Linked DNA regions of Homo sapiens: region 2 is linked to region 1. The links are chromatin contacts, found by Hi-C in ENCODE. All regions are on one chromosome and are shown on one strand. Each heading gives the region's core, a stretch centred on a gene start or an enhancer-like site at or near the end of the contact. The rest is flanking DNA. Distances are from core to core; before and after follow the strand shown. Region 1 holds the start of SLC39A9 (solute carrier family 39 member 9). Region 2 holds the start of ABCD4 (ATP binding cassette subfamily D member 4).

Evidence for each region. Hi-C counts contacts between places; a loop is a spot of excess contacts on that map. Pooled maps may share reads with other maps.
Region 2: a loop to region 1 is called in a pooled map, with 24 times the contacts of the local background. The contact joins the promoter of ABCD4 here to the promoter of SLC39A9 in region 1. A Hi-C loop is called at or near these places in 9 of 50 pooled maps.

What each region holds. Positions count from the first base shown.
Region 1 is chr14:69,395,797-69,401,343 of GRCh38, reverse strand. SLC39A9 (solute carrier family 39 member 9) reads right to left here and starts at 2,652. Exons shown (of 7, transcript NM_018375.5): 1 at 1,879-2,652. The coding sequence starts at 1,974. ERH (ERH mRNA splicing and mitosis factor) reads left to right here and starts at 3,045. Exons shown (of 4, transcript NM_004450.3): 1 at 3,045-3,113. The coding sequence starts at 3,111. RefSeq lists enhancers at 2,360-2,699, 1,628-2,827, 3,029-3,536, 3,537-4,045 and a silencer at 2,796-3,036.
Region 2 is chr14:74,299,827-74,305,414 of GRCh38, reverse strand. It overlaps ABCD4 (ATP binding cassette subfamily D member 4), which reads left to right and starts at 2,481. Exons shown (of 19, transcript NM_005050.4): 1 at 2,481-2,540; 2 at 5,147-5,265. The coding sequence starts at 2,503. It also overlaps a transcript of VRTN not described here. RefSeq lists an enhancer at 2,033-2,392 and a silencer at 2,653-2,732.

The DNA of each region.
Region 1 (5,547 bases), core at 1,403-3,902:
CAAAGTACTGGGCAGGCAGGTAACCCAAATAAGTGAAACAGGCTTCAAGGGCAAGGAGGACTGTGCCTAACAGCTGCTACTCAGCCCGACCCAACCTTTGCCTCTAGGAAATACTGGTAAAGAACAACAATAATAAACTTCTGCTAATGGAACAGTCTGCAGGCTGGATTTGGCACACAGGCTACCATGTATATGTACCATGTACCTTTGCCGAAATGCTTAGTGGCTACGAACTAGTCTGAGTCAGAAAAGCTAGACTGAAAAAATACCTCTCTTCTGATTCTAACAAACTTCATGAACCTATCCAGTCTCCGTTTCCTCATCTATATGTCACTGATTTTTATTTTCTTTTTTTTTTTTTTTAAGAGAAAGAGTCTCAATGTTGCCCAGGCCAACTCCTGGGTTCAAGCAATCCTCCTACCTTATCCTCTTGAGTAGCTAGGACTACAGGCGCGCCCCACCGCACCCAGCTTGAGTTTTTTAAGTGAAGTTAGGTAATGCACGTAATTTTTTAAAATGCTATCATTAGATGCTGAGGGGTACAGATTAAAAAGGAAACAGAAAAAGAACAACAACAATTTAAGCATCTGTTCCATCTGGCTATGGGCTTTACTTTTCCTCAAACTGACAACACCTTGTCCCACCTTCTTTCCCACCCACAGGCTATTTTCACCTGTAATGTCTCCTCTTCCTCAGGTTTCTTCAAGGTGTACTTAATATTTCATTTATACCTTTCCTTTCTACTTCAGGCCTCCTTTGAAAGTACTTTCAGGAATGGCACTGAAACTAGGGCCTATTTTACTGCTGAACTCTAGGACAAACTCATGAAATCTTGTTCCCTTTGAATGTAGTAGTTTTTCCCCCCTAAATCTTTGAACGCTGTGCACTTCGTGAATTCCTTTTGCCTACCTAAAGGACCTATCAGCATGTTCACTGAACAGTGCTTTCATCTATCCCTCTTCCCGGGACCCTCGCTTAACATCTGTTCAAGGTGCCAATCAAATTAACGAAAATGTCAAAACGTATTAACCAAAAATTCATTGCTAAGCAAATAGATTTGAAACAACTTCAGAATATCAATTCCAAGGCTCCCCTTCTTTAAAAGGAAATGTGAGTTAAGAACAATCTTAGTTTTTTCTTACATTCATTCTAGTACAGACATCCAAAAAACAAAACAGCTTTCCTCAGAAAGGTGTGTTTGACTTTCTCAAAAGGAAGTTATCATATTGATTTCAGTTCATGTAGAAAAATAACATTCTCCATTTCTTTTTTTTTCTTTTTTGGAGACAGGATCTCACTCTGCTGTCCAGGCTGGAGTGCAGTGGCCCAAACACGGCTCACTGCAGCCTCAACCACTTGGGGTCAAGCGATCCTCCTGCCTCAGCCTCATTTGTAGGGACAAAGTCCCGCCACGTTGCCCAGGCTGGTCTAGAACTCCTGGGCCCAAGCGATCCTTCCACCTCAGCCTCCCAAAGTGCTGAGATTACAGGCGTGAGCCACCGCGCCCAGCCCTCCATTTATTTTCTTGATAACAATCTGGAATCTTGATTCCATGAAACCTCTGAGAATCAAAAGAAATGTTATGGTGCCTCTCTCCAGGTAAATGCACAGAACCTCAAATTTTTGTAAGCAATTCTAGGGGATTCAGAATACTCCAGGATCTTCCGTGGAATATCTATCCACCCCAGGTTAAGAATTCCACTAATGAATATGAGGTTTCTTTCTATTATTAAGTGTCATGTATCTTTTAAAAAAGATAGTCTTTCTTAATGAGACCTTCAGCTTTGAGATTTAACTAGGGAAGCAGCTTCCCTTTGCAACTAAAACTACTATCTCACAGCCATCCTGACAGCTGACAGAAAATTGAGAATTTCTTACCTCTGAGAAATTAACAGCCAAGGGAATGATTCCGGCCACGTAACATCCCACCAACATAGCCAGAGACAGCAGGCTAATGGAGATGAAATCATCCATTCTGCCCTCCTTTATTCACCCACAACCACTAGACAACAAATTTCCAGTGGCTTTAAATGGTGCTTAGGTTCTTTAAACAGGTGTGGTGGTTCCAAGAGAGTGGGCTTTCCAGTTCTTTAGGCCTTCCCACCAGCAGATGTGTTCACGAGGCACCTTCCTCTTGAACGTACCCGGCAACAGACCCTTTTTGCTGATATTAGCACCAGAGAAAGCTTACAGCAATCTAAGGTCCCAGGCTCTGGGTTCTCAGATGCCAGTCATTAGATTCTCGTGGGTTAACAGAGATGGGAAAAGTCAATGGGGAAAATGTGCGAATGATCGATTTCTTCGATTGTCGGATTGAGGGTGGCACAATGTCTTAGGCGGCGGCGGGTAAGTGACTCAAGCGAACCTGTTCGTTCCCTAGGCGCCCCTGTCTCCAAGAGGCGGCCCCGAAGGTGATCCGCCCCCCAGAGCAGGAAACCAGCCCACCAGTCCCAGCAAACTCTCCTCCGAGCCTGGGATGAGGAAAGGAGTCCTGCAGGTCTCTAACGATGGGTCCTAGGGGTTCAGCAGCAAAGTTGACACAAAGCTGTCTCTGCCCTATACCCGGTGCTGCCCATGGTACTGCACTCGACCGGGCCTTGACCCGGAGTCGCCGATACTACAGCTGCCATGGCCGCCAAGTGGCATCTCTTCATTCCATCCACTTCCGGATTGTCTAACCACCCCCTCCTTTACAAAGGCACTTCCGGGTTACAACCGACCTCCGGCCCAGGATACTTACGTTGCCGCCATTTTTGAGTAGGGCTAATGAAAGATGTCTGATGTCACTGTCTATACCGGTGATCACTTGAGCCGTATGTTTAATAACGAAAGTACGGAAGACAGCGTCTTGAAAAAAAATAATTCTTCCTAAAGCTTGGAAACTTTCCCTTACCTTTTTGCCTTTATCGAAGATGGCTGAAACAGAGTCAGTAGCTGCTCTAGCTGCCGGAAGTGACTGTGCCTCTATGATCCAAAAGGCTCTTTTGCGTTGCACTTTCGACGACTTCCGGCGGCTCCTCTCGCGAGGATTGGCTGTTAGCGGCGTTGTAGTTAAGCTCGTGTAACGGCGGCGGTGTCGGCAGCTGCTGTAGCGAAGAGAGTTTGGCGCGATGGTGAGAAAGGCCTCCGCGGCTACCCGAGTCCGAGTCCCCGGCCTCCAGAGCGACCCCAGCCCCATACGTTTTCCCCTCCCCACGAGCCCCATGCAGCGCCGCGTGATGCTCCCCGCCACTCTAGTCGGTGGATTGACCCTTCTTCCCGCCGCAGGGACGCCAGGCCTGACTCTAGGCCTCGGAGCCCCGGTCCGCCCTGCGGTTGCGCGCCCGCCTGCTCGCTCGGGTCCGGCGTGCCTTGGGCCTGAGGATGAACTCTCTCCCGATTGTTACTCGGTAGAGGGAGACGTGGGGGAGGTGTTTTGTTTTTTGAGATAGAGAGTCTCACTCTATCGCCCAGGCTGGAGTGCAGTGGCGGGATCTCAGACCCCTGCAACCTCTGCCTCCTGGGTTGAAGCAATTCTCCTGTCTCAGCCTCCCTAGTAGCTGGGATTACAGGCGCCCGCCACCTCGCTCGGCTAATTTTTTTATTTTAGCAGAGACGGCGTTTCACCATGTTGGCCAGGCTGGTCTCGAACTCCTGACCTCAAGCAATCCACCCGCCTCGGCATCCCAAAGTGCTGGGATTACAGGCGTGAGCCACCGGGCCCTGCCGGATATGGTATTTTTCCCTCCAAATGCTCTAGCCTGCTGTAGGAACAATGGGCCAGGGTTGTCTAACTATTCTCGAAGCTGACAGATCCAGCTATACCCAGCATGTGGGCCAGGAGAGGACGTATTTGCTTTGCAGTGTTTTTTCAGCTTTCGTTTTCCTGTGCTCTGCCTTTTTTTTTTTTTTCCTGTTTTTGAGACCTCTAGGTATTGCGTGTGGCGCGTCCCTCAGCCCTCGATCCTGTACTTATCTGTATTTATATCCTCTTGGGGCTGGAGGCTGAAAAGTAGGCTCAGCTCAGAGACCAGCTCTATTAGAACCCAACCGGGATGATCAGTAAGCTCCAATTCGAAGAAAGTGACCAAAACTGGCTTGAGAGGTGGTATAATCTGTAAAGAATTTGAGCAGGAAAGCATTGCCATTTAAAAATGATAACCACTTGACCACAGTTTTTAAAATGTATCATGTTATGTTCTTAGTGATTTTTAATCCTTGTCTTTGGGCAGTAAGTACTGAAAATAGTAAACTTTGCCCGGTGTTCATTTTAAGACTAGATATAAAAAGCAACATGCTGTATAGCTTTTTCCATTCTTACCCTTTCAAATTAGTCCTTTAATTTGCATTAGAATTGGAATACAATTATTATAGTAGCAGTTGAGATAGCTAGTGTATAGGGCAACCTCTGTTGCAAGAATGCACGTGGTTTCTACAAAATTATTTTTTCTTAAATGACTCGTTGAAACTTTTTGAGTAGCTAGCTTACAAAGACTTCTGTATAACAAATAATCTAATATGATGCTTTCTGTGGCTTTTAAATCGATTTAACAAAGGCTTTGACTGCTCAGGTTATTACAGGTGAGAGTTAATCCTTCGTCTCTTGTCACCAAGTTCCGTTTTTATGTCAAACCCTCTGAAACTTTTAGTCAAAGTGGTTTAGTTCTTGATGGGGAGAGAAGGGTATGATAACCCTTGGTTTTGCATGTCATGTTAAATGTACTATTTTTCCATTGTTTATTCAGAAAGTCTGGGCTTCAGCTATTTCTGTTCCAATTTGATGGTTAAAAATTCTGATCATTTTGTCCAGGCGCGGTGGCTCACGCCTGTAATCCCAGCACTTTGGGAGGCCGAGGCAGGCAGATCACCTGAGGTCGGGAGTTCAAGACCAGTCTGACCAACATGGAGAAACCCCATCTCTACTAAAAAGACAAAATTAGCCGAGCATGGTGGTGCATGCCTGTAATCCCAGCTACTTGGGAGGCTGAAGCAGAAGATTCGCTTGAACCCGGAAAGCAGAGGTTGCGGTGAGCTGAGATCGCGCCTTTGCGCTCCAGCCTGGGCAACAGGAACAAAACTGTCTCCAAAAAAAAATTATGTTATTCCAAAACAGTTTAGGGTTCCTGTTAGGAAATTTTTGTTTTCTGGTTTTTGGCTGAAAAATACTAGTACAGCAGAAGAGAAGGAAAAAGGTGAATAGTTTGATTTGGGACTGGATTTACAGTGGAGTTGCATCATACTTGCATTTAATTAACCTTACACATGTAGCAGAAAATTGGATGGGTCATATTTTCAACAGACCAGTGAATTCTCAGCTGGATGAGATTTTTTGCTCCCCAAGGGACATTTGTAACAAAGAATCAGTCAACCCAAAAGGTAATAGAGCCCACGTTGAGAAAACACTGAGATTGATTTGTTAGTGACTGATCACTAACAAAAACATGTTTCCCAGTGAGCACGAAGTGGAAGACAAGTCTGTCTGCTATGGGCATTATTTCACATTTCTCATAGTGTGATGACCTAACTTTCTGTGTGATTCTAATATGTGATTTTGGTATGAGAAAGCCC
Region 2 (5,588 bases), core at 1,232-3,731, 4.9 Mb before region 1:
TCTGCTGCACTCCAGTAGCCTCCCGCTTGCTCACTGGTAACTCTGGTGTATTACTTCTTCTTCTTCTTTTTTTTTTTTTTTTTTGAAACAGTCTCACTCTTGTCACCCAGGCTGGAGTACAATGGCACAATCTCAGTTCAATGCAACCTCCGCCTCCTGGGTTCAAGTAATTCTCCTGCCTCAGCCTCCCAAGTAGCTGGGATTACATGCACCCGCCACCACACCTGGCTAATTTTTGTACTTTTAGTAAAGACGGGATTTTGTCATGTTGGCCAGGCTGGTCTTGAACTCCTGACCTCAGGTGATTTGCCTGCTTCGGCCTCCAAAAGCGCTGGGATTACAGGCGTGAGCCACCGTGCCCAGCCTGCTACTTCTTAAAAGTTTACAGTAATAGACAATGCTGAGGCACCCTGGGACAGTAATGCCACCGAATACCAAACTAGGACATTTTTGAGACTGAAAGGGGACAAGATCTGTAAACCTAGATTACCCTAGAGAGGTGACGTTGCTTGCTTTAATACTTTGGTTGCCTTATTAATTTTTCAAAAATTGCATCCTATTTTTTTGGTTTTCAAAATAAGAAAGACATACTTGAATAAAGTTATTTCCTCTTCAAAGTCTTTCTAGATTCCACTTTTCCCCATGCTGAGTTAAATGCCTTTCTCTTTGGTTCTGGGGCAGTGGTTCTCAATGCTAGGGGGTGGGGTAAAGCTGGAATTTTGGTCCTTTCTCCCCTAAGGGACATTTGGCAATGTTTAGAGACATTTTGGGATGCCTAGGTCAGAAGGAATGCCACCGGCATCTAGTGCGTAGAGGCCTGGGATACAGCTAAACATCCTACATTGCATAGGAAAGCCTACACAGCAAAGAATGATCAGGCCCCAAAACTTAATGGCGCCAAAGTTGAGAACCCCTGCTGTATGGTATGTTTGTCATAGCACTTCATAAAGACAGCTGTAGGCCGGGCACGGTGATTCACACCTGTAATCCCAGCATTTTGAGAGGCCAAGGTGGGTGGATCACCTGAGGTCGGGAGTTCGAGACCAGCCTGACCAACATGGAGAAACCACGTCTCTACTAAAAATACAAAATTAGCCGGGTATAGTGGTGCATGCCTGTAATCCCAGCTACTCGGGAGGCTGAGGCAGGAGAATCGCTTGAACCCGGGAGGCACAGGTTGCAGTGAGCCAAGATAGCACCATTGCACTCCAGCCTGAGCCACAAGAGCGAAACTCCGTCTAAAACAAAAACAAAAACAAAAAAAGGCCAGGAGCGGTGGCTCACTCTTGTAATCCCAACACTTTGGAAAGCCAAGGCGGGCAGATCACCTGAGGTTAGGAGTTCAAGACCAGCCTGACCAATATGGAGAAACCCTGTCTCTACTAAAAATACTAAATTAGCTGGGCGTGGTGGCACATGCCTGTAATCCTAGCTACTCGGGAGGCTGAGGCAGGAGGATGGCTTCAATCCGGGAGGCTGAGGTTGCCGTGAGCCGATATCGCGCCATTGCACTCTAGCCGGGGCAACAAAAGCAACACTCCGTATCAAAAAAAAAAAAAAAAAAAAAAAAATCTGTAATTGTCAACTGATTGACCTACCCAGCTAGACTGCAACTTTCATAAAGACAAGTGATACATGCATGTTGTAGAGTGTTTGGCTTGCAGTTGAAACTTAATAAGGATTGGAGGAAAGTGAGAAGACACATCCAGATTCAAATTTAGGGACCTGTGGGATCATGCTGTTTGGGTTTTTTTTGAGCCATTTCCCACCTCCCTTTGGGTACTAATCAGTCAACTGATAAGCATTTCATTCATTCAACTATCTATCTTATCTATCGATCATTATCATCTATTTATTTGTTTTTGAGACAGGGTCTCTCTTTGTCGCCCAGGCTGGAGTGCAGTGGCACAGTCACGGCTCACTGCAGCCTTGACCTTCCGGGCCCAAGTGATTCTCCTGCCTCAGCCTCCAGAGTAGCTCGGACCACAGGCGCTCGCCACCATCCCCGGCTAATGCTTTTGTCTTTTGTAAAGGCGGGGTCTTGCCATGTTGCCCAGGCTGGTCTTGAATTCCTGGGCTCAAGCGATCCTCCCGCCTTGGCCTTCCAAAGTGCTGGGATTACAGGAGTAACCCACCGGGCCCGGCTGGAAGCCTAATTTATACTTTTTTAAAGATCATGCTGGCTTCTCTGGGAGAATATGTAAAACATCTATTATACACAGAATCTAAAATACTTGCCATAAAGTAGTTACACTCTCGGATACCTATTGTCAAAAGGGAAGTCTCCCAGAAAATATGGGGGCGCTGTAGCCGCCGGGTCAGCCGAGTCCACTCTCTGGTACTTTTAGAGACGTCGGTCGCTTCCGGGAGAGTCCGCGTCTCCCGCACCTTCCTCTCTATCAAACGCCGTCTCTGTGGTAGCCGGGGCCCCGCCCCTCCTCGGACTCTACCCAGTACTGAACTAGGGGCAGCTGGGCTCCAGAGTCCCTCGGGTCTCAGGTCATGGCGGTCGCGGGGCCCGCGCCCGGAGCTGGCGCCAGGTAAGCAGGGCGGTCGGGGAGGAGGTTTGGGAGCAGGAGTTCCGGGCTGTAGGGAATGGGCTTTCCTGCCCTCCGTGCCTCGTCCGCCGCCCTGGCGCCCCCGTCTCGCCCCCGTGACTTCTGAGAGAAAGAGGAGCTCTCGAAGGGGCGTCCGCCCTCCCGCCGCTCTAGGCCGCTCCGCACCGGCCGCGGCCCCCTCCGTTCTTGGCCGGACTTGTGCCATCTCCTGCGGTGTGGGACCCTCACCCTCGCAACTGGCATTCTTTTTTTGAAAAGAAGAACCTCAGGTGCACAAAATTGAGTTGATCCTTCTCAGTTCTTGACACCCTGTGGGCCAATGCAAGGCTCCTTGTTTATTTTATCACTTCCTCTCTTCGTTCCTATTCCCAGACCCCTTTCACTCCCCTTTTCAGACAGCCACTCTGGTGTGTTATATAAGTGGCTTTACGGTCCACCTTGGGTAAATTTGTGCAAGTGTTACTTTGAAATCTATATAGCGGTTTCGAATTCTTCAATATAATATGCTGTGATTTTTCTTTAAACCTTTTTCCTCAACATTGTGTTTTTGAGTCCATCCATGCTAGTCATCTTGTTTTCACTTCTGAGTGCTTGCATGAGGGGTGCTGTGTGCATAGACTTATTCCCCTAGTGGTGGATAGATTTTTTTCTAGTATTAACACCCCCACAAGCCACACTGTAACGAATATTCTGGCAGTTGTCTCCTTGTGCATATTGTTGCATTTCTCTGGGTATCCACCCCAGAGTTGGGTCCTGGTCATATCTAATTTTGCTGGATTGTTCTTTGGAATGGTCACACTAGTTTATACTTCCCGACGGGCAGTGCATAAAGCTTCCTGTTTCCCGGTATCCCTCCATCGTTCAGTGGCGGCTGGTTTTGTAATGTTTATCAGTCTGGGGGGTGTAAGGTGGTATCCCATCGTGTACATTTTCTTTCTTTCTTTCTTTCTTTCTTTTGAGACGGAGTTTTGCTCTTGTTGCTCGGGCAGGAATGCAGTGGCATGATCTCGGCTCACTGCAACCTCCGCCTCGGGTTCAAGCGATTCTTCTGCCTCAGCCTCCTGAGTAGCTGGGATTACAGACGCGCGCCACCACACCCAGCTAATTTTTTGTATTTTTAGCAAAGATGGGGGGGTTGGCCAGTCTGGTCTTGAACTCCTGACCTCAGGTGATCCACCCGCCTCGGCCTCCCGAAGTGCAGGGATTACACTTCCCGACGGGCAGTGCATAAAGGAATTACAGACGTGAGCCACTGCTCCCGGCCTACATTTTCATGTGTTTATTAAACGTGGGTTTTCCCTTTTTTGAATTGCCTGTTTATATCCCTTCCCACTTCTCTGTGGATTTCCTATGTTCCTGGCTTGCAGGAATTCTTGTAGGCTCTAGATTTAGATCCTGGCCATGCCCGGTGGCTCACACCTGTCATCCTATCACTTTGGGAGGCTGAGGTAGGTGGACCACTGGAGTCCAGGAGTTCAAGATCAGCCTGGGCAACATGGTGAAACCCCATCTCTACCAAAAATACAAAAATTAGCTGAGCGTGTTGACGCACGCCCGTACTCCCAGCCACTAAAAAGGCTGAGGTGGGACAGTCGCTTGAACCCGGGAGGCAGAGGTTGCCCTGAGCTGAGATCGCACCACTGCATTCCAGCCTGGGCAACAGAGCAAGACCTTGTCTCAAAAAAAAAAAAAAAAAGATTTTAGGCCAGGCGCGGTGGCTCACGCCTGTAATCCCAGCACTTTGGGAGGCCGAGGCAGGTGGATCACCGGAGGTCAGGAGTTCGAGACCAGCCTGACCAATATGATGAAACCCCGTCTCCTACTAAAAATACAAAAATTAGCCGGGCGTGGTGGCATGCACCTGTAATTGCAGCTTGTCAGGAGGCTGACACAGGAGAATCACTTGAACCAGGGAGGCGGAGGTTGCAGTGATCCGAGATTGCGCCGTTGCATTCCAGCCTGGGCAACGAGCAAAACTCCGTCTCAAAAAAATAAAGATTTCAAGTCCTTGTTGGTTTTGCACTCTGCAGATACCACCTCCAAGTCTTCTAACTTAATCTATGGCACTGTGTTGAATAAAAACATTTAACTCTAATGAAGTTAAATTCATCAGTTTTCCCCTGTATAGGTTTTTAAGGTATCTTCATTAAGACATTTTTCTACATTTCCTTCTATTAACATGATAGTGTTACTTTTCACGTTTAGATTTTTAATCCATTTGTAATTTTTTAAGTTTTTTGTTTTTGGTTTTTTTTTTTTTTTTGAGACGGAGTTTTGCTCTTGTTGCCCAGGCTCTTGTTGCAATGGCGCAATCTCAGCTCACTGCAACCTCTGCCTCCCAGGTCCAAGCAATTCTCCTGACTCAGCCTCCCGAGTAGCTGGGATTACAGGCATGAGCCACCACGCTTGGCCAAAGAATTTCCTTTGTATCCGTGGTCTGTTCCCAGCCTACCATCTTCAGCATTTGAAAACCATTCTTTCTGCATGGCCTGGACCCTCTACAGAACAATGTGGATGAGCTTAATAACTACTCCCTAAGGCTTAATTATTGTCTTGGGCTTTTCTCTGCCTCCCCACCTTCTCTTCAGGCCCAGGTTAGATCTGCAATTTCTCCAGCGGTTCCTGCAGATACTGAAGGTTTTGTTTCCTTCTTGGTCATCACAAAATGCCTTGATGTTCCTGACCCTTTTGTGCCTGACCCTACTGGGTGAGTGAGTGAGCCCAGACTAGAGGAGGGAGGGGAGCTCTGGTTTGGGGTCCCTTTCCATCTTTTTTTTTTTTTTTTTTTTTTTTGAGACAGAGTTTCTCTCTTGTTGCCCAGGCTGGAGTGCAGTGACATAATCTCAGCTCACTGCAACCTCTGCCTCCCTGGTTCAAGTGATTCTCCTGCCTTCGCCTCCTGAGTAGCTGGGATTACAAGCACCCACCACCACGCCCGACTAAACTTTGTATTTTTCAGTAAAGACAGGGTTTCACCATCTTGGCCAGGCTGATCTCGAACTCATGACCTCAGGTGATACACCCGCCTCA